Linked DNA regions of Mus musculus: region 2 is linked to region 1. Evidence: chromatin loops called from intact Hi-C (ENCODE). Cell type or tissue: heart. All regions are shown on one strand. Each heading gives the region's core, and the rest is flanking DNA. Links, peaks and the distances in the headings are about the cores only.

Region 1 (15,809 bases), core at 4,948-12,947:
GAAGTCCTTCCTTTGGCTCCTCAAAGTGTTCGGTTATTTCCGGCATAAACTGTGGGGCTTAGGCCTCAGACTCTTGAATCCTAGTTTGTCTGATGTTCCCCTAAATCTTTACTGAGTCCACTGAGGCAGGATAGAAAGAAAAACCATCCTGATGTGGGAGATAAAAGGAGTCCCTAGTTGAAACCTCATCTTCTAGAGCCGCAGCACAATTAGCATTTGCTGTGAAGGTGGCCAACATAAGGTTATATATATTTTTTTTCCACAAAAAAATGTTAAAATATCAATGAATTGGGCTTAAAGCCTAAGGGTTACACTGTTTCTATGTTGGCCACCTGGCAAGGAATGTTAATTGTGTTTAGACTCCTGATGCTGTGATTTCAACCGGGATTCAGAATGCTGTCCCCACATCTGGGTGGTCCCACGCTTGAAAACCACGCTTGGCTCCCCGCCATCCCTCGATCTATTTATTCCATGGCTGAGCAGCCCCGCCCCTTCGCGGAGCTGCAGCCTCACTTCCGGCTTCCAACACATTGCTCTCTCCCAGTGGGCTTCCTCCTCCTTCAGCTGCTGGAGGCCGAATAGGTCATCTTACCACAGTCCTCACCTTGCATCCTGCTTGCCTTTCTCTCTAGTTATCTTGAACTGCGGATTCTTCATCTAAAATGGTTGTTTCTGCTCCAGACGGAGTTCTTAAGTGTTAAGGGGACTTGCCCTAGGGCTTTCTACCTGGACCTTCTTATCTGCATCTCCAAGAGTCTCCCCCACCAACAGTTCTACCTCCTCTCTGATCACGCAGATTCCCTAAGGCCTAGATTCCTTTTACTGTTGTGGAAAAATACCCTGAGGATAGCAAGGTAAAGGAGGAAGGCTTCATGCTGACTCACAGTCCCAGGTTACAGCCCTTCAAAGCCTGGAGTCTCCCAGCAGGGACTTAAGGACCTTTTGTTCAGTCCAGGCAATGGTGTCTCCCAGTTAAGGGCCCTCTGGTCTCCTCTCCTCAATTAACTAAATCTAGATAATCCCTCAGAGGCATGCCCAGAGCTTGTCTTGGGCTAGTCTAGCTCCTGTTAAATTGATACCCAACCTACATACATTCTTAGTGTGACCTTCCTTACTGTGCACTCACTGATAAGTGGATATTACCCCAGAAACTTAGAATACCCCAGATACAATTTGCAAAACACAAGAAAATCAAGAAGAATGAAGACCAAAGTGTGGATACTTCATTCCTCCTTAGAATAGGGAACAAAACACCTATGGAAGGAGTTACAGAGACAAAGTTTGGAGCTAAGACGAAAGGATAGACCATCCAGAGACTACCCCACCCCGGGAGTCCATTCCATAATCAGTCACCAAACCCAGACACTATTGCATATGCCAGCAAGATTTTGTTGAAAGGAACCTGATATAGCTGTCTCTTGTGAGGCTATGCCAGTGCCTGGCAAATACAGAAATGGATACTCACAGTCATCTATAGGAAGGAACAACAGGGCCCTCAATGGAGGAGCTAGAGAAAGGAGAAGCTAGAGAAAGTACCCAAGGAGCTGAAGGGGTCTGCAACCCTATAGGTGGAACAACAATATGAACTAACCAGTACCCCCAGAGCTCGTGTCTCTAGCTGCATATGTAGCAGAAGATGGCCTAGTTGGCCATCATTGGGAAGAGAGGCCCCTTGGTATTGCAAACTTTATATGCCCCAGTACAGGGGAATACCAGGGCCAAGAAGTAGGAGTGAATGGGTAGGGGAGCAGGGCAGGGGCAGGGTATAGGTAACTTTCGGGATAGCATTTGAAATGTAAATAAAGAAAATATCTAATAAAAAAATAAAGTAAAACAAAAGAAAAGGGGATACTGAATTTCTTTAGTCTGTGTGCTAATTAAAAAGCAACAACTAATCTACATGGTTTAAAACTAAATAAAACAAATAAAATCAAGCAGAAGAAAAATAATTTGAGAAGAGAAAAAGGATCCCAGTATCTGAATGGGAAGGCGAGAGTTGTAAAGAAGAAAGATAGGCAAGTGGTGACATGTTTTAGAAAAGACATTATGGGAAATGTAAATGAGTTAAATACCTAATAAAAAATGGAAAAAAAAAAAAAAAAAAAGAAAAGACATTATGTAACCAATCATTTTATACGTTGAATGTATAGTAAAGCATTTTATAAATTGAGCAAATAAATTATAGAGAAAAAAGATCCATGTGAAGTTCTCAAGTGTTGATGTTCATCTATTAGCACATAGGTACAACAACAGTGTATGTGTTGGTCTGAATACAAAGGTTGTAAAGTTCTAATTAAAACAGCAGAGCCGGGCAGTGGTGGCGCACGCCTTTGATCCCAGCACTTGGGAGGCAGAGGCAGGCAGATTTCTGAGTTCAAGGCCAGCCTGGTCTACAGAGTGAGTTCCAGGACAGCCAGGGCTAGACAGAGAAACCCTGTCTCTGAAAACCAAAAAAAAAAAAAAAAAAAAAAACCAACCAAACAAACAAACAAAACAGCGGCAATGCTTAAGAATGTTAATAATAAAAATACATATTTAAAAAGAAAAAAATGAGGAAGGTCTGACCTTCCTCTTTTTTTTTTAATTAGGTATTTTCCTCGTTTACATTTTCAATGCTATCCCAAAGGTCCCCCATACCCACCCCCCCCACTGACCTTCCTCTTAAAGAAGCACTGGGGACAGGTCTGACCAGTGTGTGCGTGCGTGCATGCGTGCACATATGCATGCCATAATGCTCATGTGGACATTAGAGAACAGCTTGTGAGGAATCAGTTCTCTCCTTCACCAAATAAGGACTGAATTCATACTGTCAGAGGAGGGCAGGGGCTTTTACCCACTGCAATCTTGCTGGCCCCGGATTTTTTTTTTAATATTTATTTATTATATGTAAGTACACTGTAGCTGTCTTCAGACTCTCCAGAAGAGGGAGTCAGATCACATTAGGGATGGTTGTGAGCCACCATGTGGTTGCTGGTATTTGAACTCCGGACCTTCGGAAGAGCAGTCGGGTGCACTGAGCCATCTCACCAGCCCCCCGGATTTTTATCTATGTGTTTGGAAATTTTGCCTGCCCGTATGTCTATGTATGTAAGCGGCATATGAAAAGCCTCTTCTTTTATCCCTTAAAATTTGCCTTTTCAGCCAGGCGTGGTGGCACACGCCTTTAATCCCAGCACTCGGGAGGCAGAGGCAGGCGGATTTCTGAGTTCGAGGCCAGCCTGGTCTACAGAGTTCCAGGACAGCCAGGTTACACAGAGAAACCCTGTCTCAAACAAAACAAAACAAAACAAAACAACAACAACAACAACAACAAGACCTCCTGGCCTTCCAGCTAAAGTGCTTCCTGTTGGCATGGGTATCAAGGCCACCTCTACAGCCTCACACCTGGCCAGTGCCACCACCTGTCCACCTTCAGAAGCTATTTTTGAAACCCTTCTCACTAGCCTTGGAGGCAGGAATTACATCCTGTTTCCCAGTGTGTACTCTGCACACGGAACCGGCTCTTGAACACTCCTTAAAATAATTGGTTGTGCCCCAGGCCTTTAATCCCTGCATTCAGGAGGCAGAGACAGGGCAATGTCTGTGGGTTCAAAGTTAACCTGGTCTACATAATGAGTTCCAGGTGAGCCAGGGTTACACAGTAAGAACCTGTCTCAAATACTATAGATAGATAGATAGATAGATAGATAGATAGATAGATAGATAGATAGATAGATAGATAGATATAGAGATATAGGTATCTATCTATCTATCTATCTATCTATCTATCTATCTATCTATCTATAATGTATACAGCGTTCTGCCTGCATGTATGTCTGTAGTTCAGAAGAGGGGACCTCTTATAGATCCTATTATAGATCCTATTATAGATCCTTGTGAGCCACCACATGGTTGCTGGGAATTGAACTCAGGACCTCTGGGAAAGCAGCCAGTGCTGTTAACCTCTGAGCCATCTCTCCAGCCCCTCAGATAACAAGCAAGCAAACAAATAAATCTCTCCAGTCCCTGGACCAAATAAATTAATAAACAAACCAACAAGCAAGTCATGTTAGGTGTAGAAAGAAAAAACCAATCAGCACCACTTGAGCAGGTTTATTGGAGCTGAAACTGTCCTGAAATCAAACAGTTTCTCATACAGGCTGTGTGACATCTTTCCAATGACAAGACCCTTCATCAACCCAAAACAGACAAACACCCGTTCCTTCTACGAGATAACTTGGCATTGAGTAGTTGCCTCAAGCGGGCTCTGTTGCTGGAGATGTATCAGGCTCTCTGGAAGGTTTGCTTGCACACCTGGCCTTCGCAGAACATTTCCTGGGACAGGAAGGGAGGGAAGAAGAAAGAAAAGAAAAAGTTGACGTATGTTTTCAACAGTCCTGATACCGAATGTACAGTCTTCTCCATCCTCACGCTGACAGGAAATGGGTGTCCGACAACGTGATCCTGACTGCCTCTACTGGAGTTAGTGTAGACTCACAAACACAGGTATGGTTATACATATGTATGCGCATTTGTATGCATAACCACACATGAATATAGATAGGGTCTCTCTACATAACCCTGGCTGTCCTGGAACTCACTATGAAAATCAGGCTGCTCTCAAATTCACAAAGATCCACCTGCCTCTCCCTCCCAAGTGCTAGGATTGAAGGTGTGTCCCGCCTTACCCAGCCCTGGTTTTATACTTTGCAGATTTTATACCTTCTAGATTGCACTTTAGAAGTATTGACTGGGGCTGGAGGGATGGCTCAGCCGTTAAGAACACTGACTGCTCTTCCAGAGGTCCTGAGTTCATATCCCAGCAACCACATGGTGGCTCACAACCATCTGTAATGAGATCTGATGCCCTCTTCTGGTGTGTCTGAAGACAGCCACAGTGTACTTATAATAAATAAATAAATAAATAAATAAATAAATCCTTTAAAAAAGAGACACTATTATTACTAAAAAAAAAAAAAAAAAAAAAAGAAGTATTGACTGTTTTGAGCTGTGACCTGTGGTCATGCAGTCCTGGTTGTGAAACAAACCAGTGCCCCTCTGGGAAGAAATAAGGCCCCAAAGCAGCAAGACACAGTGGGCTGTGCCTCTGGCTTCTCAAGGTAACAAGAGGCACCGTAGACTGACTTTCATTGATCATAGAGACCACCCTGAAACACTATTATTTTCCAGCTCTCCTAGAGTCAAAGCTGATCTCTGGTTTGCTGTATCGCTGCAGATGACCTTGAGCTTTTGACCTTCCTGCTTTCCACTTCTCAAGTGCTGAACTCACAGATGTGGGCTCAAAGGGAGAGTTACACACACACTGAGCAAATACTCTACCAACAGAGCTCATGTATACATAAAACATGTCATTCATATATATATATATATATATATATATATATATATATATATATAAAATCGGGACTGGAGAGATGGCTCAGTGGTTAGGAGCACTGACAGACTGGTCTCTTGGAGGTCCTGAGTTCAATTTCCATCACAACCATCTATAATGAGGTCTGGTGCCTTCTTCTGGTATGCCTGAAGATGGTGACAGTATACTCATATAAATAAAACAAATAAATCTTTTCTCTCTCTCTTTTTTTTTTTTTTTTTTTTGAGACAGGGTTTCTCTGAATAGCCCTGGCTGTCTTGGAACTCACTTTGTAGACCAGGCTGGCCTCGAACTCAGGAATCTTCCTGCCTCTGCCTCCCGAGTGCTGGGATTAAAGGCGTGTGCTACCACGACCGGCCAAATAAATCTTAAAAAAAAAAAAAAGGTGATCGAATCCAGCCTAGAGTGGTAGCACACACCTTTAACTCCAGCACTCAGGAGGCAGAGGCAGACAGATCTCTGTGAGTTCAAGGCCAGCCTGCTCTGCAGAGTGAGTTCCAGGACAGCCAGGGCTGTACAGAGAAACCCTGTCTCGAAAAACCAAAAAAAAAAAAAACAAAAACAAAAACAAAAAAAAACAAATCAAAACAAAAATTGCCTCAAGATCTTTCTGCATGTCAGAGAGAGAGAGGGGGGGGGGGAAGGAGTAGGGGAATTGTCCACCTTTTTAAAATTGCTATTATCTCTTTTCAAATAAGAACAAAGGACACTCATGTGGGGCTCATCCCAGTGCATTGTTCAGCCCTCAAAAAAGGAGCTTCCTCATGCAGTAGATGGTAATTATCAGAGACCCACAGTTGGACAGTGGGCAGACAGCGAGAGACCTTGGAGCACTCAGCCCTGTACCTGATGCCTTAAGATAGCCGTCGAGGCTCTAGGATCTATTTAGAAGAAGAGGCAGAAAAACTCTAAGAGCCAGAGGTGGTGGGCGACTCCCAGGGAACAGCCTCTGCCAGACACAGCGGGGCTGGTGTATGGACACACTCACAGAGCCTGTGACAGCATGCACGAGACCTGCAGAAAGTCAAGCCAGACAAATCCCAGAATTGAGAAGAAAATGACAGGAAGTGCCCAGCCAATTGATATCTTCTGGGAGAGGAGAAATCAGTTTTCTCCTATGGCGCACAGTATATCAGCTGCTCTCCAAGGCATATCTCATGTGCAGGAGAAGTGACCACTGCAAAATGGACTCCATGCGCCTATTGTTGTCTGGGGGTTGTTTTTGTTGTTGTTTTTAAATTTATTTATTTTGGTTTCAAAGAAGGAATATGAAGTTAGGTACTAGATAGAGAGATAAAAGTCTGAAAGGACTTAGGGAGGGGATAGAATATGATCAAAACATACTGTTATGACAACTTTTTTTTTTTTGGTTTTTGGTTTTTGTTTTTTTTCGAGACAGGGTTTCTCTGTATAGCCCTGGCTCTCCTGGAACTCACTCTGTAGACCAGGCTGGCCTCGAACTCAGAAATCTGCCTGCCTCTGCTTTCCAAGTGCTGGGATTAAAGGTGTGCGCCACCACTGCCCGGCTGACAACTTTTTTAAATAGTAAAAAACAAGGGGATAGAGAGATAGCTCTTGCAAAGGACCAGGGTGCAGTTCCCCACACTCACAACCACCTGCAACTCTAGTTCCAAGGGGATCTAGTGCCCTCTTTTGGTCTCTGAAGGCACTGCATACATGTGACACACACACACACACACACACACACACACACACAGAGAGAGAGAGAGAGAGAGAGAGAGAGAGAGAGAGAGGCACATAGGCACACATACATACACATGAATACAAGTAAAGAAATAGTGATTTAAATCTCTCCTCCCACCCCTCCCCCAAAATGTTTTCAAAAGATCAGGACAGATCAGTACCAGGTGGAGCTGGTCCCCTTCGATCCAGTGGCTCCAGCCTCTGTTTTTCTTCTCTCCTCTCTGTACGCAAGTGAGTTTGTCATTCTCCCAGGTAACCAGGCTCTGCAAGGAGGGAGAGAGAAACAGTGTTTCACTATGGCAGGATCCTTAAACATTACCGGGTGGACTGAGTGAAGCGCTAACTGAGATCTGCAGCCTAGGTTACATTTTGATCTTTTAAAATTTTATGTGTTGCCTCCATGCATGTATGTGTACTATGTGCATGGCTGGTGCCCACAGAGGTCCTTGGAATTGCAGTTACAGGTGGTTGTGAGCCACCATGTGGGTGCTGGGAATTAAACTCTCCATTCTCTACAAGAGCCCAAATGCTCTTAGCTGATGAGCTGTTTCTCCAGCCCCAAGCCTATGTTCTTTCGTTTTTCTTTTTCTAAGGTGCTAGTAATCTTCCCTGGGCCTCATGCTGGCTAAGTGAGAGCCCTAGCCCTTAGCTGCTGCCTAAGCCCTTACCGTGCATTTTCTGTTATCCAGGCCTTTGTTATCCTCCTCAAACTCTTCTCCAACTTTGAATTTTACAAGGTAGTTCCTGAGGCTGCTGCACGTCTGGATGGTGAAGGAGTCCCCATTTTGCTCAATCACTTTCTGTGGCTTCAGCAACTTGGCAATCTTACGAGTTGCAAAGTCAATACCTGCAAAGTTATTGTTCTTATTATATATATTTTTTATTTTAATCATTTACATTGATGTATGCGTGGGCATGCGTGTGTAACTCAGAGAGCAGCTGGTTTTAAAGCAGGATTTTACATAACACATGCTGTCTTTGAACTTATACAGGCAAAGGTGACATTACACTTCTGATCTTCTTCCCTCCACTTCCAAATATTGGATCATAGGTGTGCACCACCATACTTGACTCACGAGAACTTGTATAAATTTTACCTGCAGGCATATCTGTGCACCACATGTATGCAGTGCCCAGAGAGGCCAGAAGAGGGCATCGCATTCCCTGTAAACAGGGCATTCAGATGGTTGTGCGCTGCCATGTGCATGACTAAGCCACCTCTCTAGCCGCTAAAGAAGGATGATTTTTTTTTTAATTGCTTTTACTTACTGGGGTTTTGAAGTCTGTTCTATGTACTTGAAGGAAGTTTTTCAAGTACCCAGTACAGCAAGATATGGTAGCTTAGGTCTCTAATCTCTATACTTGGGAAACTGAGAAAGGAGGATTTCCTGAAGTCTGAGACCAGCCTGGTCTACAAAGTGAGGTCCAGGCCAGCTTGACCTACAACGTGAGACCTTATCTCAAAACAGACAAACAAAAAAACCCGAACAAATAAATCCCAATACAAGCCCTGGCAAGGATGCTCTGCATGCAGGAATAGTTGCCCAAATCTGTCAAATCCATAGAGCCAGAGCAAGTTGCCCGGTCAGCGCCATACCGAGAGTCTTTTAGGAAGCAGGGTCAGTGATCAGACCCTCTCTCGTGGACCCATGCACTGGAGGCCACAGGGTTCAGGGTGTGGGGCACTGCTCTCTCGCCACACACATGGGCAGCTCAGGCTGACTCTGCCGGTTCATCTGCAGGAGTAGCCTTGAACTCCGAACACTGGCCATTAGCCAAGCGGGCTCAGCTCTGGCGGGGAAATTGAATTCTCACGCAGACTGCAGCTGCTGTTTGCCTGGTTTCCAGTGCCAGGACCCGCCCTGCCCCTAGGAGCCCCAGCCGCTCCCAACCGTATCCCACATATCCACGCAGATTTGGATAGGCAGGGGTACATAAGCACCTGAGATTCGAGGAACGCAGAGAGGTACCGACAGATGGGATGAGTGACAGACGAGACAAGGGGGTCAGAAGAAAGACAGAGCAGCAGAGACTCTGGGACAAGGACAGGAGCTGACCAGCGAGAACATAACCCACAGGGGACAGAAGGACCTGGAACACACAGGACAAACTGTCTTCACTCAATCCCGGAGGCCCGAGGCCTTGCTCCCCAACCTTAGCTCCCCCTAGCTGCACAACCCTAAGTCCTACCCAGGGCCAGCATGTAGCCCTCGAAGTTGTCGCTGCTGAGAAGATTCCAGGTACCGCTGAGGTCTGCTGGCATGGTTTGGTGTCTGTCCGCAGCCAAAGCCCAAGAGTCACAGGCAGTGGTGCCCTATATTGTCAATGGGGCGAGGGCGGAGCCAGGATGGAGCCCAAGGGGACTGCAGGAGGGGACAGGGAAGCTGGGGGTGTGGAGCCCTGGCTATCCCTCCTTCCTTCCTTTCCCACGTACTCCTGGCTCCATCCCTTCTCCTGCCCCACCCTACCTTGGCAACCTCTGTTTCCCTTGTGACTCCCTCCTTTAGTTTAACTTTAAACACCTCTGAGCCCAGGGTGTGACCCAGGTCATCCCTTATTCTTAGATGTTAATAACTAAACGAATGGCTTTCAGCTCCCAGCATCAAATACTGACTGGGTCAACATAAATGTTTAAAACCAGCTGTTCTCTGATTTACACACGCATGCCCACACATACATCAATGTATATGCAGCACCTAGCCATCCTAATAAATAGGAACTCATTTATTTGGGGGGGGGTTTCAAGACAGGGTTTCTCTGTATAGCCCTGGCTGTCCTGGAGCTCACTTTGTAGACCAGGCTGGCCTCAAACTCAGAAATCCACCTGCCTCTGCCACCCGAGTGCTGGGATTAAAGGCATGTGCCACCACGCCCAGCTCTTTTTTTTTTTTTTTAAGATTTATTTTATTTATTATATGTAAGTACACTGTAGCTGCCTTCAAACACCAGAAGAGGGAATCAGGTCTTGATTCAGATGGTTGTGAGCCACCATGTGGTTGCTGGGGTTTGAACTCAGGACCTTTGGAAGAGCAGTCAGTGCTCTTAACCGCTGAGCCATCTCTTTAGCCCAGGAACTCATTTCTTTTACCCTGCTCAGGTTAGACCAGCTGGTCAGACTTGACTGTGTGTTAGCTGGAAATCTGTCCACACTTGAAAATTGAGGGCCAGGGGTTGGAGAGATGGCTCAGTGGTTAAGAGTACTGACTGCTCTTCCAGAGGTCCTGAGTTCAATTTCCAGCAACCACATGGTGGCTCACAACCATCTGTAATGGGATCTGACACCCTCTTCTGGTGTGTCTGAAGACAGCTACAGTGTACTCACACACATGAAATAAAGAAATAAATCTTAAAAAAAAAAAAAAAAAAGAGCTGAGGGCTGGGTCTGGTAAGCTATAGGCTCTTTATGGACTGTTAGGGATCCCAGATAGCATGGAGGTTGAGTTCTCTAAGAGTCCCAAGAGAACCACAAAGGTGCTGCCCTGTGTCCTACAAAGCGATCTCAGAAGTTAGGTGACATCACTTCCACCAGAGTCCTAAACCTTTCAAAATTCAAAAGAAGGAAACTGGAAACCAGGCTGGAGACGCAGCTCAGTGACAGAGAGCTTGCACTGAGGCCCTGGGCTCTGTGTCTGCACCGTAAAAGCAAGCGGGTGGGTCTTAGTTTTGTTACCTGTTGCTGTGATGAAATACTCATACAAAAGCCACTTATCGGGGAAGGGATTGTTTTAACTCACCATTCCAAGTTATGGTCCAGCCTTGCAGGGAAGCCAGGGTCACAGGCACGTGAAGCTATCAGACATCCACAGTCAAAAGCAGAAATGCCTGCCTGTGCTGGGCCCACTCATGTCTCCTGTCACACACTCCAAGACCTAAACTCTGCCAACGGTACAGGGTCCTTCCACATCAGTTAACAGGCATCATGGACACCCATGGTGACACAGCTAGCACTGACAAAAACTCACAACTTTGTTAACTTTTTTTTTTCAGGTTGGCTGTTGTGGCACATATCTTTGATCCTAGCACTCAGGAGGAAGAAGCAGGCAGATTTCTGAGTTCAAGGCCAGCCTGATCTACAGAATGAGTTCCGGGATGACCAGAACTGCACAGAGAAATCCTGTTTTGAAAAACCAAATAAAACCAAATCAATCAAACAAACAAAAAAACAAAAAACAAAAAAACCCCAAAAACCTGTTTATAATTTGCATATGTTTTATGTCTTCTCCCTCTCTGTCTCCATCTCCCTCTCCCTCTCCTAGTCCATGCCTCGTCCATTTCCCTGTTTGTTGACTGAAAGGCATGACTGTGGGTTCACGTCATTTACCATGACAGTGTCCCCGGGTCTTGCACTCTGCCCAGCAAATGCTCAATAAATGCTTGACTGACTGACTGACTGACTGACTGACTGACTGAATGTGACCTTTTCCAAGGGAGAAATGCCCTTTGTATTGAGAAGCCAAGGTGGGATCAACTTGCTCAGAAAGAGCGTTTGAATCTCTTACACCAAATGGCATAGACATTCCTTGACCTTTGAGGGATCCATAACTGTGAACTCTGCCCAAATTTCTGGAGTCTGGAACAGGACGCATAAAGAACAGTAGCTACGCCTTCCGGTTCCGGCCTCACGCGCTCCGCTGTGACAACATGAAACTGCTCACCCACAATCTCCTAAGCTCCCATGTGCGGGGCGTGGGCACGCGTGGCTTCCCGCTGCGCCTGCAGGCCACTGAGGTCCGCATCAACCCCGTGGAGTTCAACCCGGAGTTCGTGGCGCGGATGATCCCCAAAGTGGAGTGGGCGGCGCTTGTGCAGGCAGCGGACACCTTAAACTTGGCCGAGGTACCCAAAGAGCCGACTGAAGGCTATGAGCACGACGAGACATTTTTGAGGAAGATGCACCACGTGTTGCTTGAGGTTGATGTACTGGAGGGCACCCTGCAATGCCCAGAATCTGGTCGTCTTTTCCCCATCAGCCGCGGGATCCCCAATATGCTGTTGAATGATGAGGAGACTGAGACGTAACCTTGCTAGCCGCCACTTTGGTATTTTGTTGACTGTGTGTTTCTGTTGTACGGTCTGTTAAATAGACGTGTCATGTGTGACCCCCAAACTCCCCCCAGTGACTCACCGACCACCGTGTACTTGAGCTCCATAGTATATTTTTTTTTCTCATTAAAGGTTCAAAACCAAAAAAAAAAAAAAAAAAAAAAAGAACAGTAGCTACTTCCTAACCTTAAGGATCATATTGTTCTAAAGCCTGGCCTAAAAATGAAAGGCACAGAAGTAACTAATAATACTCTTAGCCTTTGTGCCAGTTGCCCTGGCTTCGGGCCAGCTTGAGTAAAGGCCACCTATTCAAGACTGGACTGGACTGCTGCTGAAGGGGACGGAGCTTTGACTGAATCATAGGCTCCGGAATCACCTTCCTCCTGGTCAGTTCCAAGAGTTTCCCTCTAGGCAGGATCAGAAACTATCACTGCAAAGGAGAGGAGAGGAAAGAAGGACGGTATTTGCCTCCATACCCTGTGCTTAACACTAGGAACTCAACTATAAACTTCTAGACAAAGGCGAGGCTCTGAACCTATGTGTAGAACTCCTCCTCAACAGACACTGGACAGGAAATGACGAGGTCACATGGGTGGGAACTCTCTCTCACTTGATGGGGTTTGATGCTGATCCAAGAAGGACCTGGGAGCAAGAAGGTGATCTTCCCATCACCCCTCCCTCCCCTCCTGCTGTCAGGAGACGATACCACCAAGGCAAGGAGTATCTTTCGATTCCTTAGATAGCCCCAAACGAGTTCAAGGCTAACCCCATCTCTGCAACCTCATCTCCTGTACCAAGAATTGGTTTTAATTAAGGACATGAAATCTCGAATGATAATGGGTCACAGGAAAGATGTCTGATTTGAAGGAAGAGCTGGTGGGGACCCAGCCTCTCTCCACTTCTGAAGCATATGACTCACTCTCTGTGCCCAGAGCCCTGGTCACTCCCCTGCAGCTCACCAGGCACAGAATTAGGACACCCTGACTGGCAGGGACCGTGATAACTCTGGGGATTCATTCACACCAGCCCTGGATCCTGCCCTACATCTCTGCTTCTGAATACAAAGGGCTTTCTTGTTCAGGCCAGTCGGGGTTGAGCGTCCTACAGTAGAAAAATCTGACACAGACAGCACATAAAATCCAGGTATTGTCTCCTCCAGCAACTGTCTTGCCTTTGGCTACGACCTACAGCAGGGTGAAATTCTTTTGCAGGTCTGACTTAACTTGTTGCGGATGCACAAAGAGGAAGCTGAACAAAAGCTACTCCGCAAATACTGCTCTCTCAACAGCATCACGGTGGCTGGGAACACATGAGCTCGGTTTTGGGGACGCTGCCACTTTGAGTGGCACCCCTGTAAAACTTGTTGGTTGTGACAAAGTTTGAACCAACACAAAGAGCCTTGAGCCCCTCAATCTTGCTTGGCCACACTACTTAGGAGAGACCTCAGGGGAGCACCTGGGGAGCACTCAGGGAGCATTCAGGGAGCACACTGCTTTCTCATGAAGTTAGCGCTTCCTCACCGCAGAGGCAGCCTAAATGGAGAAAACCCGTTTCTTTTGTGGGCTTTCTGTGTTATTTTTGGTGGCAAGAACAAATTGCACAAGACCTAGCCCCTAGTGAATTATTTTATGACTAAGTCAAGGTGTCAAGCAGTCCAGGCTAGCCTTGAACTTGTAATCCTTGGAACTACTGGGATGATAAGCATGCACCAGCACTTATGGCTGTGTAAATTTTAAGTGCCCAACATATTATTGCTGACTACAAGTACAGTGTCCTATAGGAACTCTCTAGATCAGCAGTTTTTAAACCTGTGGGTTGCACAGCCCCTATAAAGATTGAATAACCCTTTCATAGGGGTTGCCTAAGACCATTGGAGAATACAGATATTTATATTATGAGTCATAACAGTAGCAAAATTGTAGTAATGACGTAACAATGAAAATAATTTTATGGTTGGGGTCACCACAGCATGAGGAACTGTATTAAAGGGTAGCAGCAGTAGGAAGGTTGAGAACCACTGGTCTAAATCTTACTCATGCCCTAAGATTCTTTTGTTTTTTTTTTTTAAAGATTTATTTATTTATTATATGTAAGTACACTGTAGCTGTCCTCAGATACTCTAGAAGAGGGCATCAGATTTCGTTACAGATGGTTTGTGAGCCACCATGTGGTTGCTGGGATTTGAACTTGGGACCTTCGGGAGAGCAGTTGGTGCTCTTAATCACTGAGCCATCTCACCAGCCCCTAAGATTCTTTTTATAAAAAAAGATTTATCATTATATGTAAGTACACTGTAGCTGTCTTCTGATACATGGGAAGAGGGTGTTAGATCTCAGATGGTTGTGAGCCACCATGTGGTTGCTGGGATTTGAACTCAGGACCTTTTGAAGAACAGTCAGTGCTCTTAACCTCTTGAGCCATCTCTCCAGCCCCAAGATTTTTTTTTTGTTTTTGTTTTTTGTTTTTTTTTTTTTTTTTTTTTTTTTTTTGAGACAGGGTTTCTCTGTGTAGCCCTGGCTGTCCTGGAACTCATTCTATAAACCAGGCTGGCCTGGAACTCAGAAATCCGCCTGCTTCTGCCTCCCGAGTGCTGGGATTAAAGCCATGTGCCACCACGCCCCGCTTTTTTGTTTGTTTTGGTTGTTTTTTTTTTTCTTTCTTTCTTTTTTCTTTTTTTAAAGATTTATGGGGCTGGTGAGATGGCTCAGTGGGTAAGAGCACCCGACTGTTCTTCCAGACTGCTCTTTTGAAGGTCTGGAGTTCAAATCCCAGCAACCACATGGTGGCTTACAACCATCTGTAATGAGATCTGACTCCCTCTTCTGGAGTGTCTGAAGACAGCTACAGTGTACTTACATATAAATAAATAAATCTTAAAAAAAAAAAGATTTATGTATTATGAATGCAGCAGTCTGCTTGCATGTATGCCTGCAGGCCAGAAGAGGGCACCAGATCTCATTATAGATGGTTACAAGCCACCACCTGGCTACTGGGAATTGAACTCAGGACTTCTTGGAAGAGTAATCAGTGCTCTTAACTGCTGAGCTGTTTCGCCAGGCCCTGTCTTGTAAGCCTCTTTATAAAGTCCTCTTTCTTCCTGGTCTTTGTTTCTCATGTCCTCTTTCCTCGTAGTCTTCAGTATAATTCTTTCAGCGTACAAGTGAGACTCCAGCACCCTCTCACTTAGAAGTATCAATAGGAAGTGGTACACATGGGATGCTAGTCAAAGGACAATCGATGGCTGGGGCTGAAGCTCGGTTGCTAGAGTGCTTGCCCAGCATGCATGAAATCCCAGGCTCTATCCTTAGCATTGCCTAACCCAACCTGGCTGTAATCGCATGCCTGCGGTCCCAGCACTCAGCGGCAGAGGCCGGAGGATCCCAAGTTCAAGGTTGTCCTCAGCTACATAGGGAGTTCAAGAGCTTCCAGCGCTAGAGGCCCTGTCTCAAAGCAAAACAGATTCGAAGAGAAAGCCAGGCACGGTCTCTGAGTACACCTGTAATCCCAACACGCCAGAGACAGGAGGATCTTGAGTTCCTAGCAAGCCTAAACTACACAATACCTTGTCTGACAAAACTACAAAATAGCCAGTAAAAGGAAACAATGTGGGTTCCCCCGCACAGGAAGCATTTTGTTAAAATGTTCACTGAAGCTGGGTAAAGGCTTTCTATTGTATACAATGGTCCAT
Region 2 (15,809 bases), core at 4,093-12,092, 63 kb after region 1:
TACAGAGTGAGGGTCAGGACAACCAGTGCTGCAAAGTGAAACCCTGTCTTAAAACAACAACAAAAAAGGCTTACATTAAAAAAAAAAAAAAGATTTATTTATTTATTATATGAAAGTACACTGTAGCTGTCTTCAGATACACCAGAAGAGGGCATCAGATCTCATTACGGATGGTTGTGAGCCACCATGTGGTTGCTGGGAATTGAACTCAGGACCTTTGGAAGAGCAGTCAGTGCTCTTACCTGCTGAGCCATCTCTCCAGCCCAAAGGCTTACATTTTTATTAGTTTTTTATTTGGATATTGTGTTTTTCTTTTCTTTGCTTTGCTTTGAGGCAGGGTCTTACATAGCCCAGGCTGCCTGCAAACTTGCTTTGTGGCAGAGAGTATGACTTGAACACTATTTTCCTGCCTAAGCCCCTTATTTCAGTGCTACCACATCCAATTCGAGTGTAAAGTTCAATGTTACTCTTCCAAGGATGAAGGACCCTAATAGAACCTTGACTCTCACACAAGGTTATGTTCCTACAGAGTTCAGCGTTTAGCACTTAGCTGCAGTTACAAAGAATTACCCATTGTTCATCACCTTTGGCATGTGTCACATCCACCATGAAGGCAAAGACAATGTAAGCTATTTGCAAAGGACACCTGCAAAGGAGATGCTCTCAGCAGGCCTTGGAGACAGGTTAGTTACAGTGATAATGAGAGATGTCTAAATGGCGCTGAGTTAGAAGTGAACAGCGTGGTAAGAGAAATAGCACTAATATCAGGAAGATGGGCAACATGGGAAGATTACACTGGGAGGGAGCCTGGGAGTTTGAGGTGAGTGACAGCAGCCCTGGAATATGAAAATAACATCAAAACCATGCCCCCCCCCCTTTTGGCTCTTAACTTTAAAAATGGTGTGAATGCTTTTGAAAGACACTATCGTAATACCCAGGATGTGCAGGGGACAGGTGAGATTGTAAGATTTGAATTTTGAATTGACATTTTCAGCAGAGCATGGTGGTGCACACCTGGAACCCCAGCCCCTGGGAGGGGAAAGCAGGAAGATCAGGAGCTCAAGGGTACCTCATGATGCCAAGAACAGGTCAGGCTGGTGTAGGTGGGCTGTGAGTTCAGGCCTATCTGACAAGGGCTAGGGAGGTGGCTCAGAAGCTCAGAGTTCTGACTGCACTAGCGTGAGGACCAGAGTTCAAATCCCCAGCACCCACATCAAAAGTGGGTGTGGTTACAAGAACCTGTCGCCCCAGTGCATTGATAACAAGGTGATCACAGGTTCACTAACTGCCAGACTATAAGAAAAGCTGTGAGCTCTAGATTCAGAAAGAGACCCTTCTTTTTTTTTTTTTTAAAGATTTATTTATTGATCATATGTAAGTACACTGTAGCTGTCCTCAGACACTCGAGAAGAGGGAGTCAGATCTCGTTAGGGACGGTTGTGAGCCACCATGTGGTTGCTGGGATTTGAACTCTGGACCTTCAGAAGAGCAGTCAGGTGCTCTTACCCAATGAGCTATCTCACCAGCCCTTTTTTTGGTTTTTTGAGACAGGGTTTCTCTGTGTAGCTCTGGCTGTCCTGGAACTCACTTTGTAGACCAGGCTGGCCTCGAACTCAGAAATCCGCCTGCCTCTGCCTCCCAAGTGCTGGGATTAAAGGCGTGCGCCACCACGCCCGGCTAGAGACCCTTCTTCAAGGGAACAGGTCGGGTGGAGTTGGAACAGGATACTAATGTCCTCCTGGGGCACACATGGGCGTACACCCCTACACATAGGTATGCGTGCACCATGCATACCTATAGCACATGCGCACAAAAATCTTGTCAACATTTCATGCCCTCTCCTTGATATCATAAATGGAAGCGCGCTATAGCAAGTTTATTTTAAATTCTAACTTTGTCCCTGCTGTTTCCAAACATAACCCAGCTTGTCATCTTTTAAAGGGAAAAGAAAGTAATAGAAAAAGATGAAATCATCTTTTCTGAGTATCTTGATATAGTTCTCTGAGCTCTATAGCTTATGTTAATTAAAGTGACTTCAACAGAGGATCCAAGAGTGTAGCTTCCTTTAAAAAAAAAAAAAAGGCCTGTGTTGGCTCTAATGTTCATTGCTTAAATAATTAATAATCATGGCTGCCTGTCATGCACCATGTGGGAGCAGAGGGAGTCCTCTCAGATCACAGCATATGTGCACCATGCACCATGCATGTCTGCTTCAGCTTCTGTGTGAGGCTCTTCATTAGCAGGCAGCAGCGCCAAGATGCGCCACCCTCGGCCTTTAGTGTTTCTTACCCTTAAAAAAAACGAGGCCTCTCTGCTTAACCAGCTGGGAGGCCTCTGCTGCCAACGGGAAGTGTTTTCCCACAAGAATTGTAATGAAGTGACAAAGAGGTTGGGTTGTGGAGAAACACAACTACAAAGTTCATTTAGATTGAGCAATCTCTGCTGGACAGAGTAAAATCTGGCTGTCACAGGGTGCGAGGTGAGAAGGCAAGGTTAGACCTGAGCTGCATACATCACAGAGAACCCCAGACCACCAATAGCAAAAGATATCTGTGACACAGGAAGGCCTAGTGTAGAGGAGGTTTGCCGTTTGTTTTTCTACCATGATGTGAAGGGGAAAGGCAGAACAAGGCTGCAGATAGCAGTGACCGTCCGGCTCTGGGACCTCACACTGCTCTCTGTCCATCCCTCTCTGTGGCCAGGAAGGAGCCGCTTGTCAGTCATGGTCTCAGCCTCTCCAGATACTCTGATAATCCCGCAGCATCTGCAGGTATGAAATCAGGTAGCTGTGTTCTAGGAGGGGCATGGTGAGTATTTTAGTACTCACTCACAGAGAGTGGAAGCTATTTGCTTTTAGGGACTGTCTTTCTCTTCAGTCCCTAATTGGACAATAACCAGCGGTCAAAAGCATGCACAGAGTGCGTTTAAAGGCAGCAGGCTGAGTGTTTGCATTCAAAGTGAGATCTCATCGTTCTATCGAGTGATTAGAATGTCCGAAGCTGCCCCTGCAGTCTGACCCAGTGCGCTCTTACAAACATGCAGGTCTGCAAACTACTAGCCCAGGAAAGTGGCAGTGACTTCTGGATACTGATCCCAAGTACATATATCAGGGCTTTGTGATGTGGTGGGTACCCCCCTTATCAAATGCTGTGGAGACCAACATTCTGGGAGCAGGCTGGCAGCCAGCCAGATGTTCACAGCTGTACGTACCCTACTTAGGACGCAAAATATGTATATTCACAGATCTACAAAATGCTTTCATCGGCATGTTTAATAATTCCTTGTTATCTCCAAAGGAAAATCGATTGAGTTTTTGCCAAGGCACAACCAAGGAGGATGGAACCTGACTGCCAGTCCCTGTCCCCTGTGCATCTGGCCTCCAAATGTCCGTCCTCTGAAAAGTTAGAGCCATCCCAAATAGAACCAGATCTCAGGCGTAGGGACCAAAATAAAAGGTACTTATTTCACTTAAACATGCACACATGCACCTTGACGCACATATTAAAGTCTACGGACAGTCTTGAGTCAGTCCTCAGCTCCCATCTTGTTTGAGAGAGGCTCTCTGTTCAGCCACACCCACACCAGGCTAGCTGGCTGTGAGCTTCCAGGGGTTCTCAAGTCTCTGCCTCCTGATCTGGCCCTAGGATTAGACACGCACTACCTTGTCTGCCTTTAAAGGGTTCTGGGAATCAGAAACCGGGACAGGGTTATAGACTTGTCATATAACCGTCCTTAATGCTTTGCCCTCTGTCCAACCCCCTACCCCAACCCCTGTGTGTGTCAGTGTGTGTGTCCGTGTTGTGCATGTGCATGTCCGTATGTGTAGGACAACTGTGTGGAGTTGATTTCCTCCTTCCATTTTCTTGGGTTAGAATATCAAACTTAGCTCACCAGGCTTGGGTGTCAAGTACTTTTACCCACCGTGTCGCATCGGTGGGGCTTTTTGTTAGTGATTTTGAAACAGAATCCCACTCCCGTAGCCCAGGCTAGCCTGAAACTTAATATGTAACAGCGAAGTCTAGTCTTGCCTCGAACTCATGGCAATCCTCCTGTGTCAGGCTCAGAAGACTACAGGTGTGAGCCACCATGCTCATCTCTGTTTACTATAATTTTTGCTAGTTAATAAGTTGTTATGACTAAATTTTATTATTTAACTTGTTTGTTTGTCTGCATATATATATATATATATACATATATACACATACATACATATATATACATACATATATATACACACACATATATACACACATATATACATATATGTGCATATACATATATACACACACACATATATGTATTATATGTGTGTATACATACACATATGTGTATATGTGTATATACACATATATGTATGTGTGTATATATATGTATGTATATATATTAATTTTGGTTTCTTGAAACAGGGTTTCTCAAAACAAGGTTTCTCTGGGTAGTCTTGGCTGTCATGAAACTAGCTCTGCAGACCAGGCTGGTCTCAAACTCACAGATACCCACCTGTCTTTGCCTTTCAAATGCTCCCAGTCACTACTGGGTACATTTAAATTGTTTTTAGCAAATCCAACACTACCAACAGTGCATTTAAATTTTTTAAAAAAGATTTATTTATTTTATGTATACAAGTACACTGTAGTTGTCTTTAGACACACCAGAAGAAGGTATCAGATCACATTGCAGATGGTTATGAACCACTATGTGGCAGCTGGGAATTGAACTCAGGACTTTTGGAAGAGCAGTCGGTGCTTTTAACCGCTGAGCCATCTCTCCAAGCCCTTTAAATTTTTTTAAAAACTGGTTTACCCGCTCCTTTTGTGGCACTGGGGTCAGACTCAGTGCTTGTCCATGCTAGGCAAGCACATGGCCTCAGAGGTACATCTCAGCCTATGTTTATGTTACTTTCTTGTCTACTTAAGGAAGGGCTTATTTTAATGTGTGGCTGAAGAGTCCACCCTGATGGGGAGGCCCGACAGTGGGGCTGGGGGGCGGCTGCTCACATCACAGCTGCCGGCAGGAAGCCGAGAGATGGATGCTGGTGTCCAGCTTGCTTTCTCCTTTTTATGAGCCTGGGAATGCAACCCGTGGGGTAATGCTGCCCACATTTAATTCACCTCATCTAGTTAATAGCGTGTAGACATGCCCACAGATGTGTCTCCAGGGTGAGTTTAGGCCCTGTCATATTGACAGTTAATATTAACCATCACTGTCAGAGTCTAGCATTCTTGTTCTGCTTCGGAGTTTGTTTTGAGCTATGTAATGGCGGTGCCCATCCTGGCACTGGGCTTGTGTCCTTCCTGCTCCTCAAGAGAGACTGTCAGAACTGACAAATGTCCCTTACTTCCTAGGCATAGGGTGGAGCCAGAGATAACCTAAAGTAATTCTGCTGCCTAGAAATGCCCATTGCCCAACTCTGAACTCCTGGGGTCACTCCGAGGCTGACTTGTGTTGATAAATTTACTGTAATTTTGAACCCTAAACACATAGAGAGATGGCTCGTGGTTAGGAGCACTGGCTGTTCTTGCAGAGGATCAGGGTTGGGTTCCCAGCACCCACATGGCAGTCATTTGTAGTTTCAGTTCCAAGGGGCCCAGTGCCCTCTTTTGAGATCTGAGGGCACCACATGCACATGGTGATTAGACACACAGTCAGGCCAACACTCAGACACACAGTCAGGCCAACACTCAGACACACAGTCAGGCCAACACTCAGACACACAGTCAGGCCAACACTCAGACACACAGTCAGGCCAACACTCAGACACATAAAACCAAATAATTAAAACTAAAAAATACATATGAAAACTTGGGAAAACTCAGAAGTAGCCATTCTTTCTCTCCAGCACATGTAGTCTTCTGCATTTCCTTCCCGCTCGGTCCTTAAGCATCTTTATGAGAACATAATCCACACTCTTCCATCTCGACTAGCAAGCAACACCAACAGTTTTTATTGATTTGCGTAAACATGAGTATTTCTAGAAAAACACTGTGATCGTGTGCTTCTGCATCTGTGTGTTCGCTGGGAAACCTGAAGGCCCCACTGGGAAGCTGTAGTCCTGGCAAATATTTGAGCCTTTGCTCCAGGCACAGTGCCTTCGGGACACTGTTGGAGATCCAGTCATGAGTAAGGCATATGCAAGGCCTTCGAGGATTCATAATCCTCATGGCAGCTCACCACCATGTCACTCAGGTATGACTAAGGTGCAGTTTGTGGAATCAAGAGTACTGAGCAGCCCGGCAGTGGTGGCGCAGGTCTTTAATCCCAGCACTTGGGAGGCAGAGGCAGGCAGATTTCACTTTGATGTGACTGTGAGGCCTGGCCTACATAGTGAGTTCCAGGGCAGCCAGGGTTATACAGAGAAACCCTGTCTCGAAAAAACCGGAAAAAAAAAAAAGGAACAATCTGAGCATTTCAGATATAAGGGTAATGTTTTAAAATGTCTATGGCGAGAGGCGGGGTGGTTGGTAGTTGAATCCTCAGCACCCACATAAAAGCTTGTAATCAAAGAGCTGAGTAGGCAGAGCCCTGGGGCTTGCCAGTCTCGCTGGTCTACTCTTAATTAATTAAAAGAATATTTTTAACATGTTTGAATGGAGGTACTCTGTGTGGATGGATAATGCTGCTTCCAGAAGCTGTAAGTCTTCAGTGGAGGTGTGAGCCTCTCTCTGTGAACTGGTGGCCAGGGAGCCACGGAGGCTTCAAAACAATGGAGGCGCCATTGCGTGGTACTGCTCTTGATCACCTACCTGCTGCCTTGCTGAAGACACCACACACTAGGGATGCTGCACACAGTCACATCAAAGTGAAACCAAGGCAGCGGCTTTCTGCCTTGTGGCTAGCAAAGTGTCACAAGGTGCTTGCTATGCAGGCTGCTGCTTGATGAGAGAACTCATCAAGAGGCTGGCGAGCTGGCTCAGTGGTTAAGAACACCAGCTGCTCTTCCAGAGGACCAGTTCCCAGCACCCATGTGGCAGCTCACAACTGTCTGTAACTCCAGTTCCAGGGGGTCCAACACCCTCACACATGAAGGCAAGACACCAATACATATGAAATAAAGATAAATAAGTCATTAAAGGAAATAAAAAAACCCAGGAAGTGTTCCTCAGCTTCAGGACTAATGAGAGAAACTAACTTACTCAAAAAAACAAACACAAACAAACAAAAACAAAAAAAAAACCAAAAAAATAGAATAAGGCAAAAAGAAAACCAGAAGATACTAGACTTTGACTTTTGACCTCCACACAGATGTACACATACAAACAACATGCACACATTTAACTGTTGTGTAGCAGTTCCCTCCAAGATGAAAACCTTCTGTCTTTGAAGGAAGGTCCTTTAAACACAGATGTTAAAGGGAAGACAAAGGGACTGTATTTTTTTAAGGAAGATAAAACATTCCATCCTATAGCTAAACTTACTAAACTCAGGAGGTAAACAATTCAGTGGCTTCAGGAAGTTCCTGAAATTGACCAGATTCACTAGCCCCCTTCCTTTCCAAGCAATAAAGCCGACTGAACTACCTAGAAGAGGCATGGACCAACCAAGCTACAGGGCAAGGACATTTTCCAACCTGCTGTGCTACCTATGGACTGTGCAGTGTGTTTCAGGTTCCCAGCTTTTGTCACTCATGCTAGGGTGGACTTTGGTGACACAATCGTCTTTGAGTCATTTCTGTTCTTGTAACTTCACCCATACTCCTATAAGTCACACCAATAAAATTCATAGGTTTACCAAGTTGGATTTTGGTAGAGTTTTGGTCTGCAGTTGGCTCCCTGTCTGAGGTGAGTAGATGTTTGCTCTCCCCAGGCATAGTCATATAACAACAACACACAAGAGTTTACAAGCTGGGTATGATGGCGCACGCCTTTAATCCCAGCACTTGGGAGGCAGAGCCAGGCAGATTTCTGAGTTCGAGGCCAGCCTGGTCTACAGAGTGAGTTCCAGGACAGCCAGAGCTACACAGAGAAACCCTGTCTTGAAAAAAACAAACAAACAAACAAAAAAACAAAAACAAACAAAAAAAAAAACAAACACAGTTTACTGTATTTTTAAGGTTTTAGTTTTTGTCATTTAAAATTCTATTTTTACTATGGAATGCTTCACAGATCTGTGTGTCATCCTTGTGCCAGGCCCATGCTGATCTCTGTATTGTTTCAATTTTAGTATGTATGCTACCGGAATGAGTACCATTTTTAGTTTTTAAATTTATTTATTCAATTGATTTTTATGTGTGGATGCCTGTTGTATGTATACCATGGGTAGGTGCCCATGGACACTAGCAGAGAGTATACTCAGCTAAGAGCTCTTGCTGCTTCTGTAGAGGACCAGAGTTCAGTTCCCAGCCCCACATGGTTGCTCGCAACTGTCTGTAATTCGTTTCAGGGAATCCATGCCAAGGCATTAGACATACATGTGGCACACATACAAACATGGAGGCACACACATAAATTTTTCAAAAATAAATTGGAAATGATACCACTCTTAAGCATTCATGTGCCTTTAAACTAAAAGCAATTTGCCGAAAATGAACAATTTTCCCCTTTCAACCTCTCCAGATACAGCAAGACTGCCGGTAGAAAGATTTTAATCACAGAGGCCCTGGGCACTCTGGATTTCACAGACCCCAGGCTAGGCCCCAAATTCAAGAGCAGACCTAACTGTTCCAAGATACCACGCCCACGCCACTAAATAGTCTGCAACCTCTTCCATTTCATTCTTTCTGGGGTTCTGGGTCAAGTGGCCTCAGTGAAAATTCTACCCTATATGACCCCTCACTCTAGCCTCGCCTGCTCCTCCCCTGGGTTCTCAGTACAGACAGAGCCCCTACCCACCCACCGCGAGACCCCGCCCACGAGCCTCTGGTCCCGCCCTCAACCAGAGATGACCAATGAGTTGTCCTTCTCGTGTTGAGGCTCAGGGTTCCGCCCTCCAGCAAGCAGCCCGCCCCAAAGGTGTGTTAACCAATGCCTGTTCCTTTCCCGCTCTAGGGGCTCCACCCCTTCAGGCCCCGCCCCTCAGGGTACCTCCCTCTGGGGCGTGGTCGGCGCCGCGCCTCCGCCGCGCGCGCGGAGCCTGATGCCGCCCCCCTCCGCCGGTCCCTCCTCCGGCAGCCTGGCGCCTCCCTCCCTCCCGGCCGCGGTGACTCACGGAGAGGCGGAGGCTGAGGCGGCCGCTCCTGGTGCTGCTGCCGCCGCCGCGGCTGCTTCTCCGGCTGAGCGCGCCCCGGAACAGGCCGCCGCGCTCCGGACCCGCAGCCCCCGGCGCCGCGCGTTCGGGCGGCCCAGGTAAGCGCGAGGCCGGGCCGCGACCGCAGCATGGGGGCCGGCGCTGCGCCGGGACGCGGGGGAGCCGCCGGCCCTTTGTCTCCCGGGGAGGGGCCGCGGAAGGCACCTTCGACCCCGCAGAGACCCACCGGGCCGGCTCCGCTGGCGCGGCGCCCTGGGCCTGGACCCGTCGTCCCCACCACACCCGGCGCTGCTACCTCCCGCCGCAGACCACCCTGCTGCCTTCCTCCCTTTCTCTTGGGGGTCTCCTCCACAGGTGTCCCAGTTGCTCACCCCTCTGGGCCCGCGTGCTTGTCATCGTCTGTCCACCCTCCTGGTCCCATTGCCCTGTCTCTTCCTCACCTTACCGCACCTCTTTCCCAGCATCCTGACTCTCCATGTTTCCCTTCCTAGATGCTGCCAAGGTCTGTCTGTCCGCCCAGCTGCCCTTCCTCCCTTTCTAGTTTAAATGCACCGTCCGCTCCCCTGATTCCACCTCTCCTTGGTGTTTTTGGAAGGTACATGTGAGAGACACATGTCTCACCTTCGCAGGGCACTTGGGAACGTGAGCCTGCAGATTAACCACTCGGACCTCCAAATTGCATGTATCCCCTCCTTTTTGCCACCCCTATCAAGGTTGCACTTCCCTTTTCCGTGAGCCTGGAGCTCTGGACACTTTACCTGCAGAGGCCCTGCAGCCTTTGCATGCTTCTGTGTATGGAACTTGACTTAGGAGTAACTCTGCCGGTTAGCTCATGGGAAGGCCCAAGGGGATCAAGAGTTTTATGAATAATGAGACGTGCGGCTTGCAGCACTTTCTATCTGAGGATCTAACTATGCTCTAGCTGTTAATTATTCTGTCTCCTGTCACTTACAGATCCAAAGGAAGTGTGCCTAGATAACTGCTGGGTAAACTGAGGCACAGAGTATGTTGCTGTGGGATCTGGAGGCAAGTCAGTTTGTCTTGAGATTTAGTTCTCAAGTGGCTTCTGGCTTCTTGGCTTCTGGCTCGCTCCTACCACCACCAGGCTCTTGTTCCTGGCTGGAAACCCTGTGATAACTGATCTCTGCTGCCATGAAGGTGTCTGGAGACGCCAGCACTTCCTTGGATTCAAAGCAGGACTTTGAATCACAAATAAAGGTGCCAACTGTTCAGTGCCAGTGTGTCACTCATGGCTTCCTGGTAGAGCCAGTGTGGTCCATGAGGACAGACAGAAGTTACCTCTGTGAGATGGAGATCCATTCATGCCTTCCATGCTCTGGGGCTTAAACAGTCCTTGCCTTCTGGGAGATGGCAACCAAGGAAGGAAAGAGCACAGATAATAACTGAGTAAAGAAATAAGTGGCTGAAACCATTAGGTGCTATGAAGGGGCCAGAACACTAGGAATCTATGGAACAAGAGGTCATCCTGACCCTCTCGAAAAGGGGAAAGGAAGGAAGAGTCTAGGTGAGAAGAATATATTGTGTAGGGTATGATACATTATCCAAAAGAGTTAGAAGCCATTAGAGTGAATTGAACAGAAAGATACTAATTAACACATGGTCTAGGTTTTAAAAGATTGTTCTGAGCAGGAAGGTAGTGGCACGTGCCTTTAATCCCAGCACTCGGGAGGCAGAAGCAGGCAGATCTCTGTGAGTTCGAGGCCAGCCCGGTCTACAGAACAAGTTCTAGGACAGCCTAAGTGACATAGAGAAATCCAGTCTCAAAAAAGAAAAATAATATAAGTGAACAAATGATTGTTCTGTCAGCCATGAAGAGACAGGGTTGTGGGGGAGGGGGCGTTGGAGGTGGAGGCAAAGGTGCTTGTCGACTGACCGCTGAGCTTGCCCAACTAGAGATGGTAATAGAAGGAAGGAAGTAGAATCAGTGTGTCCCCATTACTGGATGCAGGAAACTGGGAAGTAACACTCTGAGGAACAGCCTCTGAAAGTCTGCTGTACAGAGCGTCTCCATCTGACTTCCGCTCAGGTTGAGCTTAGGGAGTCTTGTTCAGGGTCTGTTGTGAATCAGGTACTGTGTTGGACTCTGACACAGATGAGATGAGACTCCTGGCTGTGAGTTTTCAGTCTGGTGGGTTTCATGGCTTAACTGGAAACAGTCCCCATGTTACAGCAATGTACTCACAGAACAGGCCAGCCCCTCTGATGGAGGAGAGCTTGTGGGTTTGTAAATCAGTTAGAGGTGGAGGAGAGAGGACACACTGGGCTCCGTTTCCAAGCCTGGATGCATCATTTACATGGAAGCATTAGTGCCCTGCCTCTGTTGTGTGTTGTTGCAGGAAGAAGCTGAAGGGGCTAAGAATGTAGCGCAGTTAGAGAAAATGTGTGAGGCTCCGGGTTTGGTGTCCAGTACCCTCAAGGTTAAGAAACTGGGGTAAATACACTCATCCACTTAATCCCAGCATTTGGGAGGCAGACACAGGCAGATTTCTGAGAGTTCAAGGTCTGGGAGTTCAGCCTGGTCTACATAGTGAGTCCAGACCAGCCAGGAGCTACATAGAGAGACGCTGTCATAAAAAAATAAAAATTTAAAGGATGAGGGGAGAAGAGGAGGAAAATAAGACAGTTAGAGTGCTTTGCTTGTAGGCTGGAGAACACCTGAGTGGGCCATGAACTTGAGCTATTAAATGGAATTAAACTTGGTTCTCTGCTGCTCTAATTCTGTGCTAACAGAGAGGCCTTTGGAGGTCACCTGTGTGGGCAGTGAGGACTTAGGGCTGGCTAACTCCTTTGAAGTCCCCTAGCAGGTTGTTCCTTTGCTTCAGTGCCTGTCATGATCTCTATGTCAGCTCTGTGTATATGCGTGTGTCTGAGCTGTCTGAGGCCAGGGTCTCCACTGAAGTCATCTTGTGTCTTTGGCGGTGTTTGAGGTCAGTGACCTGCGCAAAGTGTAAAGGTTGGCTGGCTGGCAGTCCTACCTCTGAGAGTCTTTTTTCGTCAGACTGTGCCTCCTTGTAGACCCCTTTCTTAGAGTGATCCGGCAGAAACTCAGCAGGTCGTCAGTGACTGTGCTCACCGGACAGGGCAGCTCTTCTTAGATGGAGCTGTTCTCTGTCCAGCCCTGCCCCCAGAGAACAGCTGCCGAGCGTGCTGACCGTGTGGTTATTTAACACTCAGCAAATATGAAGTGTTGCTCTTAATTAGAGCATGGACTTTATCCCAAACTCTGGGCTTGGATCTCGGTTCTGCCACCATAGGCTACGTGAGCGTCAGAAAGTCCTTAGCCAGTCCCTGTCTAAGCTTTCCCATTTCCCTCAGAGTTGTTGAATGGATTAAATTAAGTAATACCTATTCAGTGCTCGGAATGGCGCCTTGCACTTAGTAAGTGCTTCACTGAACTGCTAGCTATTATCTCACTTTTTAAAAGGTTAGGGCTGGGAAAATGGCTCAGGGGGTAAAGTGTTTGCCAGGCAACAACAGTAAGGCCTGTAGTTCAGATCCCCAGAACCCAAATAAATGTTGGGTGGGTGTGCCGGCCTGATAGTAATTCCAGACTCAGAAGACAGACAGGAGACCCTAGGGTAAGCTGGCTAGCAAAAGCCATGAGGAGGCTCTGAGCTTGATTGAGAGACCCTGACTCAATGAGGGAGGTAGAAGAACAATCAAAGATAGTTCCAGATATTAGCTTTGGGCTACACATGCCTGTGTGCACACATGTAACCCTTCATATGTGCAAAGCATGCACATATATGCACACCACATATGTGAGAAGGAAAATAGAAAGAGGGTGGGGAAAGAGAGAGATAGGGAATGTGTGTGTACAACGCTCAGAAGTTGGTTCTCCTCCTCCTCTGCCATGTGGGTTCTGGGATTGACCTCAGGTTAGCAGGCTTGCAGGCAAGTGCTTCACCCACTGAGCTAGCTCATCGGCCCAATTATCTCATTGTTCTTCCTTTCTCTCCCCATCTCTTCCTTCCTGCCAGAACTTAAGCTCTTTAAGGGCAGAGAGCTTTGTCTTTGTCTGTTATTATAGTTCAATTCAGATACTCAGTAAATAATTGTTTAATTGAAGCTGGGCATGATGGAGCACACCCTTAATCCCAGGATTTGGGAAACAGAGGCAGGAGGATCTCGGAATTTGAGCCTGGTCTACACAATGAGTTCCAGATAAACCAGGGCCATATAATTGAGGCCCTGTCTCAATCAATCAATCAATCAATCAATCAATTAATAAGCTGATACCAGACACCAGTCATTATTGTGTTGCAGATGTAGCCAAGATTCATTATCTAATGGAGTTTAGTTTTAGGATTTAGTTAGTTAATTTTCTTGGATACTAAACTTAGGAGCTCAGATATGCAAGGCAGCAACTGCTACACAACTACTGGCCAGGCACACTTCTCTCTTCCTTTATTGAGCATTTCTGTAGGTCAGCTTTATAACTCAGCGACAGAAAGCATCCTTAAGATCCCTGAAGCCCAGGGTCCTGCATCTAGCAATGAAGAGTAACACTAAAAAGTGAGTTAGTGAACAGATGCATACAGGGTGTTGAGGGAATGGACCTAGCTGTGAGACAGGGTGAGGGCGAGGATCCAGCTTGTTCTGAGAGGTGGCTTTTTAATGGTGACGTTGAGAGCCAAAGGGCAGCTCTGTAGGCAGCAGGTAATGGGGGCTGGAGTGTGGTGAGCAGAGTCAGGTCTGGATCCGTGGTCGTGGTCGGGAGTTGGGTTTTCTCTTGGATTCTGGAGAGTGAGAAGTTGCTGCCCGGGAGCTCTTCCTGGAGTTTTCAGAAGAATGCATTCCAGGAGAAGGATCAGGAAGCCAGGAAGAACAGTTGGCCGGAGTGGGAGCTGTTAGTTCTGGGGAGGTCTTTGCAGACCAGCAGGTTCTGATTGGATAACACTCAGAAAATCCAGGAGTCAATGGCTAGGTTGACCAGACCTGCAGACTTAACTGAGCTTTTTTTCTCTGGAGTCTGTAAATCAGCAAGCATTGTCTAGTGCTAAGATGCTGGGTGAGCCCTTAGCTCCTTGCTCTCCAGCAAGGGGGTGTCTCACAGACTCTGTTTCAAGCTATGTAAATTAGTCCTCCCTCCCACCCCCTTCCCTCTGTCCTCTTTCCTACTCCTCTTCCTTATTATTATTATTGTTATTATTTTTGTAGTACTGGACTCAAACCCAGGGTCTTGCACATATTAGGCAAGCACTTTAGCCTTGAGCTACATTCCTATCCCTGAGCTTCTGATATATCATGGTTGAATAGGTAGCTTTCCTGATTTCTCTTCTCTTCTAGACTCTTTCCAAGTATCAGCAGGCCTGCTTTGGAGAGCCAGGCACATTGTCACCTCTGAGCACCTGCTGTCTGGTCGCTTGATAAGAACACAGTGATGTCTAGAAAGAACAGGTTTGCTTTGCTCTGCATGGAGCAGAATTAGAAACTTAGCAGAGAAGGGTGGGCAGAGGCGCAGCTCACTGGGAGCCAGGGCTGCCTTGGCCTGATGCAGTAGCAGCTCCCATGCTCCCTCAGGCATGCCATTGTCCATTATGGTGCATGTCGCCCATGTCCGCCAACTTGGAGAGACCAAAGGACTTAGCAGGGATCAAATTGGTCTCTTTTTATAAGTCCCACTCAGGGTCCTAGGCATTTCATTGACAGAGTCCGAAACAACAATTAGTCACATGTCATCTGTGCTCCCCTAAGAACTAAGCCCAGAGTAGGTGCAGTCTGTCGCTCACATAGCAGGGTTCCTTATAATGAGAGTGGTGTGTGCTCGTTCAGACAGTGAGAGACACTCTGTGTTCATTGTCTCATCTGACCTTCATCAGACTTTTGAAGATGCATGGAGTTTTTGCCACTTATGTAACCAGAAACCGAGGCCTAGCAAGGTTAGCGACCTTGTTTGGGGTTCAGCTTGTCAGGGACAAAGCGCTGACTCCCTGGCTGTGGCAAAGGTTTGAATCCTAGGCCCTTTCCTCATCTTTTCTGACCTAATTAGGGTTAATTAGCCTTCTTTTACCTCATTTTCTTTTCCTAACGGTAAATAGAGATAATGCTGCCTGGGCTTGAACTAGGTTTATGAGAGAGGACTGGGCACCAGCTGCTGACATACTCACTTATTCAAGGCCCATTACGCTCTGGTCCCCCACAGATGGGAGGACAGTGTCCCTAGAGAAGTCTACCTTGTGGTCAGTGTAACTGGACTAAAATGTCCTCCTTTTGAAATATATGAAGGATTGAGGGGTCATGAATGAATCTGTTTGTTTTGTTTTTCAAGACAGGGTTTCTCTGTGTAGCTCTGGCTGTCCTGGAGCTCACTCTGTAGACCAGGCTGGCCTCGAACTCAGAAATCCGCCTGCCTCTGCTCTGCCTCCTAAGTGCTGGGATTAAAGGCGTGCACCACCACCACCACCACCAGGCAGGTCTGTTTTCTATAGTTGTGTCCTGTGTGAGCATCTGCAAGCAGGTGTGTAAACTGTATGACACCCATGATGGAAGGGTGTTGATGTCAGGGTCACATGTGGAGCTGAGGAAATTGGTCATTTAGGCAAAGACCAGAGATGAAGAAGTGGTTGTCTCCCATGTGTCCTTCTTTTTTCTAGCGAGTCATTCAG

Evidence for each region. Peaks named below come from ENCODE experiments on the same cell type or tissue, not always from the same donor. Only the 100,000 strongest peaks of a DNase experiment are listed, where the experiment ranks them.
Region 2: it touches region 1 in a loop (5-fold over the local background); 5 of 42 quality-filtered maps call a loop at or near these places.

Annotation. Positions count from the first base shown.
Region 1 is chr4:149,445,610-149,461,418 of GRCm38, forward strand. It overlaps Rbp7 (retinol binding protein 7, cellular), which reads right to left and starts at 9,359. Exons shown (of 4, transcript NM_022020.2): 1 at 9,269-9,359; 2 at 7,747-7,925; 3 at 7,240-7,341; 4 at 4,092-4,314. The coding sequence starts at 9,341. The coding sequence ends at 4,264. It also overlaps the pseudogene Trmt112-ps2. In heart, for the core only: CTCF peaks have their summits at 8,218 (motif pointing right) and 9,244; DNase peaks (open chromatin) are centred at 9,442, 12,412 and 12,692.
Region 2 is chr4:149,509,102-149,524,910 of GRCm38, forward strand. Ctnnbip1 (catenin beta interacting protein 1) reads left to right here and starts at 9,140. Exons shown (of 5, transcript NM_023465.4): 1 at 9,140-9,278. It overlaps Gm24381 (a small nuclear RNA gene), which reads right to left and starts at 8,181; the gene lies at 8,078-8,181. In heart, for the core only: a CTCF peak has its summit at 9,036; DNase peaks (open chromatin) are centred at 9,000 and 9,940; H3K4me3 peaks cover 1,935 bases; H3K27ac peaks cover 1,324 bases.